Linked DNA regions of Homo sapiens: region 2 is linked to region 1. Evidence: chromatin contacts called from ENCODE Hi-C or POLR2A ChIA-PET data. All regions are on one chromosome and are shown on one strand. Each heading gives the region's core, a stretch centred on a gene start or an enhancer-like site at or near the end of the contact. The rest is flanking DNA. Distances are from core to core; before and after follow the strand shown. Region 1 holds the start of BBLN (bublin coiled coil protein). Region 2 holds the start of PKN3 (protein kinase N3).

The links. A loop is a pair of places that touch in the nucleus more often than their neighbours do. ChIA-PET counts read pairs that join two places held with the same protein, here RNA polymerase II (POLR2A). Pooled maps may share reads with other maps.
Region 2: a loop to region 1 is called in a pooled map, with 5 times the contacts of the local background. The contact joins the promoter of PKN3 here to the promoter of BBLN in region 1. A Hi-C loop is called at or near these places in 1 of 168 maps with a recorded cell type or tissue (K562) and 1 of 50 pooled maps. POLR2A ChIA-PET finds 5 or more read pairs at or near these places in 1 of 52 experiments (activated CD4-positive, alpha-beta T cell).

The regions. Positions count from the first base shown.
Region 1 is chr9:128,156,247-128,161,919 of GRCh38, forward strand. It overlaps BBLN (bublin coiled coil protein), which reads left to right and starts at 4,019. Exons shown (of 2, transcript NM_024112.4): 1 at 4,019-4,240. The coding sequence starts at 4,162. RefSeq lists silencers at 70-270, 1,544-1,739, 3,759-3,968, 4,179-4,268 and enhancers at 2,920-3,873, 3,874-4,827.
Region 2 is chr9:128,699,508-128,705,180 of GRCh38, forward strand. It overlaps PKN3 (protein kinase N3), which reads left to right and starts at 2,996. Exons shown (of 22, transcript NM_013355.5): 1 at 2,996-3,432. The coding sequence starts at 3,409. RefSeq lists a silencer at 2,889-3,458 and an enhancer at 3,273-3,812.

The DNA.
Region 1 (5,673 bases), core at 2,769-5,268:
CCTTCCTCCTTCAAAGGCAGTGGAGCATCAGCAAATCTCTTTCTCTGCTGAGGGCCTCACTCTCAGCCAAGGAGGGCAGGCTAGGCTGGGCACCATGGCTCACATCTGTAATCTGAGCACGTGGGGAGGCTGAGGTGGGAAGATCACTTGAGTCCAGGAGTTTGAGACCAGCCTGGGCAAGATGGTGAAACTCTGTCTCTACAAAATTGAAAATATTAGCCAGGCGTGGTGGTGGTATGCCTGTAATCTCAGCTAATCTGGAGGCTGAGGTGGGAGGATCACTTGAGCCCAGGAGTTTGAGACCAGCCTGGGCAAGATGGTGAAACCCTCTCTCTACAAAAATAAAAATATTAGCTGGGTGTGGTGGTGGTGCACCTGTAGTCTCAGCTAATCCAGAGGCTGAGGTGGGGAGTTTGAGGCTGCAGTGAACTATGATTGTGCCACTGCACTACAGCCTGGGCCACACAGTAAGACTCTGTCTCTAAAAAAAAATTAATTAATTAATTAATTAAATTTTAAAAAGGAGGTGAGCCTGACCTGGATGAGAGGCCGTTCCCCAAAATTCTTTGGGTGCTGGTTCAATGTCCTTCTTGCTCTCGCTCAATCTAGTTCAGGGAGGAGAAGGCAGGGCTGACCATGTGCAAGTCGCTGGAGACCCTCACAGCAGGCTTCAGATTCCACCATGCCCCTGCCTTCCTCAGGTAGAACAGTGAGGGTGGCTTCTGGGACAAGAGAGGATTCCACCCCATTGTCATTGTCTGGGATACATGCTTGGGCCTGACCTGGCATTGAGGATGGCCTGCCCACAGGGACAGCCAGTGTGAGACCAGGTCCAGGCTGCTGCAGCCATGATGCCTCCATGCACTACAGCTACTGGAGTCCCAGTAGGTGAGCCCCTCTGCCTAGAACGTGGGCCTGATTCTCAGCTGGACCCCTGGGCAGGATCATAGCTCTGGGTCCAACCCAGGGGTGACACTTGCCGGCTGGGTGACTGTGGGCAAGCCGCCTTCTCCTAGCTGGAAGTAGAATGTGGGATGACAGCAGCTGGGCCGATTGTCATGAAGCCTTTCTTGATGAGCAGTCCATGAAGCACTCTGCCCACGGCCCTCTACCCTCCACTGCAGCACTCACAGGCGGGGGCAGCAAACCTTTCCTTTATTGGAGAATGTGACACACAGTCCTGGGTGGGTTTGAGGTGAGCTTGAACTAAGGGAAGCCTCACCCCTGTCCTGCCCCTGTCCCAGTTAAGGGGCTCTCCCTAAAATGAACTATTCCTACTTCTCTTTATTTTTTAAAAAATTAAATCTAGCCAGGAATGGTGGTTTACACTTGTAATCCCAGCACTCTGGGGGGCCAAGGCGGGTGGATCACCTGAGGTCAGGAGTTCGAGACGAGCCTGGCCAATATGGTGAAACTAAAAATACAAAAATTAGCCGGGCATGGTGGCATACACCTGTAATCCCAGCTACTCGGGAGGCTGAGGCAGGAGAATTGCTTGAACCCGGGAGGCAGAGGTTGCAGTGGGCCAAGGTCGCACCACTGCACTCCAGCCTGGGTGACAGAGTGAGACTCTGTCTCAAAAAAAAAAAAAAATTAAATTTTTATTTAATCTTTTTTTCTCTTTGGCTTCTCAAAGTTCAACTTAAAAAGGTAGCTCCAGGGACCAGGCGCGGTGGCTTATGCCTATAATCCCAGCACTTTGGGAGGCCGAGGTGGGCTGATCACGAGGTCAAGAGATCGAGACCATTCTGACAAACATTGTGAAACCCCGTCTCTACTAAAAATACAAAAATTAGCTGGGCGTGGTGGCGTGTGCCTGTAGTCCCAGCTACTCAGGAGGCTGAGGCAGGAGAATCACTTGAACCCAGGATGTGGAGGTTGCAGTGAGCCAAGATTGCGCCATTGCACTCCAGCCTGGCGACAGGGCAAGACTCCGTCTCAAAAAAAAAAAAAAAAAGAGGTAGGTCCAGGCCGGGCATGGTGGCTCACACCTGTAATCCCAGCATTTTGGGAAGCCAAGGCAGGTGGATCACCTGAAGTCAGGAGTTTGAGACCAGCCAGGGCAACATGGTGAAACCTCGTCTCTACTAAAAATAAAAAAAATTAGCTGGGTGTGGTGGCAGGCACATGTAATCCCAGCTACTCAGGAGGCCGAGGCACAAGAATTGCTTGAACCCGGGAAGGAGAGGTTGCAGTGAGCTGAGATCATGCCACTGCACTCCAGCCTGGGCAACAGAGCAAGACTCTGTCTCAAAACAAACAAACAAACAAAGGTAGGTCTGCTCCAGGCCAAACTTTTTATTTATTTATTTTTTGAGACGGATTTTCGCTCTGTTGTCCAGGCTGGAGTGCAGTGGTGCAGTCTCAGCTCACTGCAACCTCTGCCTCGTGGGTTCAAGTGATTCTCCCACCTCAGCCTCCTGAGCAGCTGGGATTACAGGCACACGCCACCACGCCCGGCTTATTTTTGTATTTTTAGTAGAGACGGGTTTTCACCATGTTGGTCAGGCTGGTCTCAAACTCCTGACCTCGTGATCTGCCCGCCTCGGCCTCCCAAAGTGCTGGGATTACAGGCGTGAGCCACCAGGCCTGGCCTTTTTTTTTCTTTTTTTTGAGACAGGGTCTTGCTCTGTTGCTTAGGCTGGAGTGCAAGGGCACGATCTCTGCTCACTGCAACTTCTGCCTCCCAGTTCAAGTGATTCTCCTGCCTCAGCCTCCTGAGTAGCTGGGACTACAGGCGTGTACCACCACACCTGGCTAATTAAACATTTTATTTTTAATTAATTAATTAATTTTTTTTTTTTTAAAGACAGGGTCTCACTCTGTTGCCCAGGCTGTAGTGCAGTGGTGCAGTCATAGCTCACTATAGCCTCGAACTCCTGGGCCCAAGTGATCCTCCTGCCTTAGCCTCCCAAACAGCTGCAACTAAGGTGCATGCCACCAGGTCTGGCTAATTTTTTTTGTGCTTTCTGTAGAGACGGGGGTGGGGGGGGCTGAGTGGGCGGGGGTGGGAGTAGGGTGTCTCACTATGTTTCCCAGGCTGGTCTCCAACTCCTAGGCTCAAGCAATCCTCCCACCTCGGCCTCCCGTAGCGCTGGGATTACAGGTGGGAGCCACCCCGCCTAGCTAATGTTCCTGTTTCTCTTGTCCAGAGCTGGAGTCCAGCCTGATTCCCACCCACAGGTTGTAACCAATGAGCCCTAAGAGAAGCGCTGAAGACCAGGAAGGCCCAGATCCAGGGGTAGGGGTGTTGGGTCCTCTCCACTGGGGTGCAGGCAGAGAGGCAAAGAGGAAGGAGACCCTTCGTGACTCTCAGCGAGGCTGTGAAGAAGAATATCCGGAAGCCACAAGAGGTATATCCGGAAGCCACAAGAGGTGTGGAAACCCCGTTTCCAAGGCTGGGCCCAGTAGCTCGTGCCTGTAATCCCAGCATTTTGGTAGGCTGAGGCGGGTGGATGGCTCGAGCTCAGGAGTTCGAGAGCAGCCTGGGTAACATGGCGAAACCCCTCCCCCCCCCCCCCCCCCGTCTCCAAAAAATACAATAGCCAGCGTGGTGCAGCCGTCTGTAGTCCCAGCTACTCTGGAGGCTCAGGTGGGAGGATCGCTTCAGGCTGGGAGGCAGAGATCACCCCACTGCATTCCAGCCTGGAAGACAGGGCCAGGCCCTATCTCAAAAAATAACAAGGAAACCCCGTTTTCGATTTCGCCAACGCGGAGGGGCCGAAGCAGCAGATGGGCTTGGACGGTCTCCCGCCGCTCCTCCCGGACCTCCCTACTCCTGGGCTTTTCCAGGGGCAGCCCCGTGGTGGCCCCGCCCAGCGCCCGGGAGAGGGGCGAGGCCGGGGGCGGAATGGGCGGAGTTCGACTGTGAGGGAGGTGGAGGCGGGAGTCCGGTGGTGGGGGTGGAGTCTGGAGGTAGGGCGGGGCCAGAACAGCGGCGGGGGCGGAGTTCCGGCTGGGGGCGGGGCGGGGCGGAGCGGGAGCTGCGGGATTCCGGCTTCAGGGGCGGGGCACCGGCCTCTGGGCGGAGATCTGCTGCCGCGTTCTACCCTTCCGGCCCGTGTTCTATCCGCCGCCTCCACCTTCCATCCGGCGCCGGCTTTCGGCGCGACGGTCGCCGCGTTCCATCGTCGCGCGGCCCTTCGGGCGCCCGAGCCCGCAATGTCGGGCCCCAACGGAGACCTGGGGATGCCGGTGGAGGCGGGAGCGGAAGGCGAGGAGGACGGCTTCGGGGAAGCAGGTGACCCGAGGGGGCTGCTGGAGCAACCTTGCATTTTCAGGGCTGCCCTCCCGGGAAGGGGAATCGAGATGGGGTCTCGGAAGGGAACAAAGAGCCCACCCATTCCGCCCCGAGCGGGTCCGGAGTTGTAGGTGCTGTCTCGGATGCAGGGCGAGCACCCGCGAGCCGGTTCCCAGCCCCGTGAGAGCTGCAGGTCACCAGTCCCGTTTTACAGATGGGGAAACTAAGGCAGCTTCGGGGACACTCGCCCTTGTGGGCCTTGCTCCACCACTTCCTTCAGTCCTGGGGGAGACCGAGGCACCTGAGGGAGGCAGGGTTGAGCTTAGCGGAGGGGCCGGGCCGGGACGTGGAGTTGGGGACGCGGGGGCGTCGCTCTGCCGATTCAGCATCCCCAGCCACCCGGCTTTGCTGGTGTAGCCTCACAGCCTTGCCAAATGTCAGCAGCTTACAGAGCAGCCTTTTGCGTGCTTACGAGTGCAGGGGTGGGGTGTGAAGAGAACCATCGGCTCCCTTCTCACCTTCTTCAGCCTCAGTTTCCCCCTCTATAAAATAGGAATAACGATTAGTGTCTGCTGCACTGGGATGTGTCAGAATTAAATGCAAAAAAAAGGAAAATCCTTAGCAGGTTCTAGCATGCAAGAGTTCAGTAAATGGTTATCGTCATTATTATCTTTGGTATAGTAAAGATTGGCATGTTAACATACACTGAGGATTTAGTAAATGTGGTGTAAGTATGGTGCATGCTCTTTGTTTTGTTTGGCGTAACAGCTTTATTGAGCTATACAACTTACCCATACTGTACAGTTCAGTAGGCTTTTGTGTATTCCCAGGGTTGTACATCCATCACAATAGTTTCAGGTAGCTCTGCATTGGGCAATGCTGTTGGGAGCATCAGGAAGAGCTTCCCAGGAGGTCACATTAAGTGGATGTTGGCAGACAGGACTTAGAACAGTGGGGAGGAGGGTGGTGTCCCAGGCAGAAGCAAAGGCTTGGAACTGGGAAGTACCCTTGACACAGATAAAGCCTGGCCTGGAGGGGTGTGGGGCACCTGCCTCCCCAATTCCTCCTCCTAGCCTGTATCCCAGGACACAGAGTTCGAAATATTGATAATAATGACCATCCACTAAGTACTTGCTGTGGCCAGATCCTGTCTGAGCTTTTTTTTTTTTTTTGAGTCGGAGTCTTGCTCTGTTGCCCAGGCTGGAGTACAGTGGCGTGATCTTGGCTCACTGCAACCTCCGCCTTCTGGGTTCAAGCGATTCTCATGCCTCAGCCTCCCGAGTAGCTGGGACTACAGACGCCTGCCACCACGCCTGGCTAATTTTTATACATCTTTAGTAGAGACAATGTTTCACCACGTCGGCTAGGCTGGTCTCGAACTCCTGACCTCAGGTGATCCACCCGCCTTGGCTTCCCAAAGTACTGGGATTACA
Region 2 (5,673 bases), core at 1,746-4,245, 540 kb after region 1:
GTAAGGTGGTGAAAAACACTCCCCAGGTCGGGCGCGGCAGCCACACCTGTAATCCCAGCACTTTGGTAGGCTGAGGCAGGTGCATCACGTGAGGTCAGGAGTTCGAGACTGGCCTGGCCAACATGGTGAAACCCCATCTCTACTAAAAATATAAAAAATTAGCCAGGTGTGCCGAGCGCGGTGGCTCCCGCCTGTAATCCCAGCACTTTGAGAGGCCGAGGCGAGCAGATCACAAGGTCAGAAGATCGAGACCATCCTGGCTAACACAGTGAAACCCCGTCTCTACTAAAAATACAAAAATTAGCCGGGCGTGGTGGTGGGCGCCTGTAGTCCCAGCTACTCGGGAGGCTGAGGCAGGAGAATGGCGTGAACCCTGGAGGCGGAGCTTGCAGTGAGCCGAGATCAGCCACTACACTCTAGCCTGGGCGAAAGTGCGAGACTCCGTCTCAAAGAAAAAAAAAAAAAAAAAAAAATTAGCCAGGTGTGGTGGCATGTGCCTGTAGTCCCAGCTACTCAGGAGGCTGAGGCATGAGAATCACTTGGACCCGGGAGGTGGAGGTTGCAGTGAGCCAAAATTGAGCCACTGCACTCCAGCCTGGGTGACAGAGCAAGACTCTCTCAAAAAAACAAAAAACAAAGCCACTTTCCAACCAAACTTGGAAAACCATCGAATTCAGCTTCCTGCCTGCAGTGAGTGGATAAATGAGCCGGGAGTTGAGATGTGAGCACCCTCCTATGGAGAGTTATCTCAGATTACTCTTGGCTTCCAGAAGTAACATTTAGCCATCAAGGCAAATACACATTTTAAAGTGTTAATTAGCTGGCTGGACTGATTGCACCACTGGAGAATTCCTAAAAGGTGGGGAAGGCTTGTTAGTTTGATTCCTGGGTTTTTGATGAGCTGCAGTGAGAAGCTGAGGACTTTTTTACTTCTTTATTTTACTTTTTTAAGAGATGGTGTCTCACTATGTTGGCCAGGTTGGTCTTGAACTCTTAGGCCTCAAGCAATCCTCCTGCCTCATCAGCCTCCCAGAGTTCTAGGATTACAGGCATGAGCCACTGGGCTTGGTCAGCCTTTTTGCTTCTAAATGATGGATAATAACGTTCATTTAACCTCCATTTTATTTTATTTTTATTTATTTATTTTTCTTGAGACAGAATCTTGCTCTGTTGCCCAGGCTGGAGTGTAGTGGCGTGATCTTAGCTCGCTGCAACCTCTGCCTCCCAGATTCAGGTGATTTGCCTGCCTCAGCCTCCCGAGTAGCTGGGACTACAGGCGTGCGCTACCACGCCCAGCTAGTTTTTCTAATTTTTTATTTTATGTATTTTTTTGAGATGCAGTTTTGCTCTTGTCATCTAGGCTGGAGTGTAGTGGCGAGATTGGCTTACTGCAACCTCCACTTCCCAGGTTCAAGTGATTCTCCAGCCTCAGCCTCCCTAGTAGCTGGGATTACAGGCACCCACCACCATGCCCAGCTAATATTTTTTTTTTGTAGTTTTAGTAGAGACGGGGTTTCACCATGTTGGCCAGGCTGGTCTCGAACTCCTGACCTTGTGATCCGCCTGCCTCGGCCTCCCAAAGTGCTAGGATTACAGGCGTGAGCCACCGCGCCCAGCTGCCTTTTTAATTTTTTTTTAGCAGAGACGGGATTTCACCATGTTGGCCAGGCTGGTCTTGAACTCCTGACCTTAAGTGATCTGCCCTCCTCAGCCTCCCAAAGTGCTGGGATTACAGGCATGAGCCACCATGCCCAGCCAACCCCCATGTCAAAGAACCTACTATGTGCCAGGTGCTTCTGCTAATGTCTAGACCTCAACAACTCTAATGTGTAAATGTCACATTTCGCCTCTGATTATGAAATCTGGGCATGTTTCACAGAGCCAAGTTGCCTTTGCTTATATGTCAATGCCACTTGGGTGATTTCCCATAGCAGGACAACCCAGTGTTGTCCATGGCTCACCAATTTCACTTTTTTCCAGTCCATTATGAAGGAAGTGATTAGTGCAAAGCACAACATGTGGCTTCCTTCATTCAGTAAGAGCACCAGAGCCTGTCTGTTCCAAGTCACTGTCGGTATTTGACCCTTCATCACCTTCCCACCTCCTGGAGGACGCTCCTCCACGAAGTGCTGACACAACCTCCTGTAAACGCAGGATGCCAGGACGGGCTGAATGGCCCGCCATAGACTAGGCAGTGACCAGCACACCTCCCTTGGGCTGAAATAGTGGCGGCTATTTCACCAGGTGTAAATGGCTTTTCTCCCGTGTGGATGGATGGGCTTTTTAGGGTAAAGCCCTAAAAAGTGGCACGGGCTGAACCAGCAAGCTCAGTCTGAGTAAGAGATGGGCCGGAGAGAGGTCTGGTTCATTCATCTGTAATTTGTAATTTATCATAATTTTGGGTGAGGATTTACTTTTCCACAAGTATACGTTCTTTTTTTTTTTTTTTTTTTTTTTTTGAGATGGAGTCTCGCTCTGTCACCCAGGTTGGAGGGCAGTGGCAGGATCTCGGCTCACTGCAACCTCCGCCTACTGGGTACAAGTGATTCTCCCACCTCAGCCTCCTGAGTAGCTGGGATTACAGGCGCCCGCCACCACGACCGGCTAATTTTTGTATTTTTAGTAGAGACGGGGGTTTCACCATGTTGGCCAGGCTGGTCTCGAACTCCTGACCTCGTGATCCGTCCACCTCTGCCTCCCAAACTGCTGGGATTACAGGCGTGAGCCACCGCACCTGGCCTAGTATACATTCTTGTAGTGACTAATATCTAGTCTGGGCCAACCACTCCGAGGAGAGAGACAATTTTGGATTAGCCCACATTACACCAACAACGTGCGAGACAAAGAGAGACTTGAGGGGCTTGGTCGAGGAGGCCCAGCGCGTTAGAGGCGGGAGCCAGGTTGTAGAGGGGCTCAAAGTTAGAGGAGGCGGCCAGCTCCACCGGCTGCACCCGGCTGGGCGACCCGGCAACCTTCAGGGGGCGCTGTTTCCCCCATCCCTGTCCCTAACTGGCCGGCTCCCGCGGGCGCGCGGCGGGGAAGGCCAGAGGACCTGGGCGCGGGCGATGTGCCTCCTGAGCGTCCAAACCGGGGGTGAGGCGCGGTCACGCCCAGCGGGAACCGCAGGCGCCGAAGCCCGGGTACTGGGCCCAGAATCCCGCGGAATTTTGGATCCGAGGGAGGCGCTGGGGCGCGGGACCTCGGGCGTGGGGTCCCGGGCGCTGGATCGGCGCGGACGGGAGGCGGCGCTGGTCCCGCGGGCCAGCGGGTCTCGGGAGGGGGCGCCCGATCCCGCGTCTCCGGCGCCGCTTCCCGGGAAGTTTCAAGTTTGAAAGTCCTGGCGGAGGGTCTGCGGCTTCCGGGACCGGAGTGGCTGAGAGAAGGGCCCCAAGCGGCCGGAGCGGCGCCATGGAGGAGGGGGCGCCGCGGCAGGTGAACGGCGTGGGAGGGGCGCGCGGGCCCGGGGGGTGCGAGAAAGCCTCTGTCATCGCCCCGGAGCCCCGAACCGCGGCCGCTTCCCCCGATCCTCCCCTCACCCGCGCCCCTTCCCTGCCCCTGCCCTGGCCCCGGCCCCGCGACGCCCTCGCAGAGCAGACCTGATCTCCGGGTTCGGTGGTTCCTGGACCTTGCACAGTCTCCAAATCAGTCCGCGGCTGACCCGGAGACTGAACCCCAACCAGCCCGTGAGCGAGGACGGCTGAGTCCGCAGTGTGCGCCACCAGGGTGGTCCCCAGAGTGTCCTTAAGTCGGTTCTCCTCGGTGGGGCTCCAAGGCCGACGGGAATTAGCCGGGATAGAAAGGCGGGGCACAGGGGCCTGGGGGGGTTAGAATGTGCGCGCAGCGGGGGGCGCAGTCTGTGCGCGCTTGGCAGTGGCAGGAGTCCTTCCCGGAGCACAGGAGGCACGAGGGGAGCGTAGATGAGAGGGGAGCGGCCTCCCCCGCCCCAGGGCGGGAACCTTTGGGTACATAGCGGGTTCTAGAATGCGGAGGGGGCTGGGTTTCCTGCCAGAGCTGGCAGTAGGTGCGCGTGGGCCCGGAGGACCGAGGCCATGTCTATCTGCTCCTGAGGAGGGAGAGGTGGTGTCCTGTTCCGGAGCGAGTGGTTGGGAGGGGGGCATTTGCGGACAGGAGTGGGTCCCCGCAAAGAGCGGAAAGGAGGTGGTGTGTGTGTCCATGTTGGAGTTCCAACCCAGGGCAGACGGGACCATGGGGGTGTTGCGGGGTGCGTGTAGACTCCTTGAGCGCCCAAGCCAGTCGTTTAGGCCGCCTTCAGGGCTGGGGCTCGGTCTGCCCCCTCCCACCCCCTTCCTCTGGAGGTCCCTCCGCCTGTTCCAGACGTAGCTTGTACACATTTTCCGATTTCCTGCGGGGCTCCGCCCTGCAGCGGCAGCTGGGTGACTCAGGACCCCGGTGGCCGGGCCCCCAGCTCCATGGGACCTTTGTTTGCTCCGGTCTTTGGCTCTGGCCCTGTGGCCTAGGGCGGTCAGAGGATTTCCTGAGCCTCGCCCTTGCCCTCTGACAGCTGGGCCAGCAGGCCCCGCTGAGGTCTGGGGTGGGGGGGTCCCTGAGTCTGGGGTTGCGGCCCCTTCCACTGGGCTCAGGAGAAGATGGAACACAGAGAGGTAAGATGGGGTTCCTGCAACAGCCCGTGTTGCGGGGCATCATGGGTTACCCGGCCTGAGGTCACCTTTGGCACCGGTTGGTTTGAAATGCTGGCGGCTGGAAAGGAGGTGTTCCTGTTCCTGGCTCCAACCTGGGTGAAGCCGTGAGAGAGCCTTCTACTTCCTCCCGGGAGCTGAGCAGGGAGTGGGCACCCGGAGACCTCCCCAGTTCCTCTCTGTGCCTCTGCTTTGCTACCTGTGGCATTGGGACATCAGGGGAACAAGCCCTGGCTCCCAGGCCCCTGGCTGCCTTCTCATGTGGCTTCGTGTGAACCCCTATTCGGCGTAGCTTTTGTGGCTCCTGGACTCTACTTTGGGTCCCAGATGTAGAGAGAGCAGCCTGATTACCCAGGGCTGCCAGGGACAGCTGGGGCCCGAGAGATGGTGGCCCCTCCTCTGTGTCTTGACTGTGGGCAAGTTACTTCACCTCTCTGGGCCTCAGTTTCCTCACTAGAAAATAGGGGTAATAGTACAGGCGTGGTGGCTCACACCTGTAATCCCAGCACTTTGGGAGGCCAAGGCAGGTGGATCACCTGAGGTCAGGATTCAAGACCAGCCTGACGAACATGGAGAAACCCCGTCCCTACTAAAAATACAAAATTAGCCGGGCTTAGTGGCGTGTGCCTGTAATCCCAGCTACTCAGGAGGCTGGGGCAGGAGAATCGCTTGAACCCGGGAGGCAGAGGTTGTGGTGAACCGAGATCGTGCCATGGCACTCCAGCCTGGGCAACAAGAGCAAAACTGTCTCAAAAAAAAAAAAAAGAAAAAGAAAAAGAAAAAAGAAAATGGGGGTAATGACCACCGCTACCGGGTGGGGTGGCTGGGAGGAGTGATGTGGTAATATATGCAAAGCACTTAGAATAGAACCTGGCACCCATTTACCGTGTGAACTGTCCCCCCCGCCACATCCTTCTCTAACGGGCGGAGGACAGGAGCCTGGCCTAGATGAGTGGCCTCGGAGTTTCCATCTGGCTCAGGCCTGAGCTCTAAGGGGAGAGAGGCTTCCAAAACC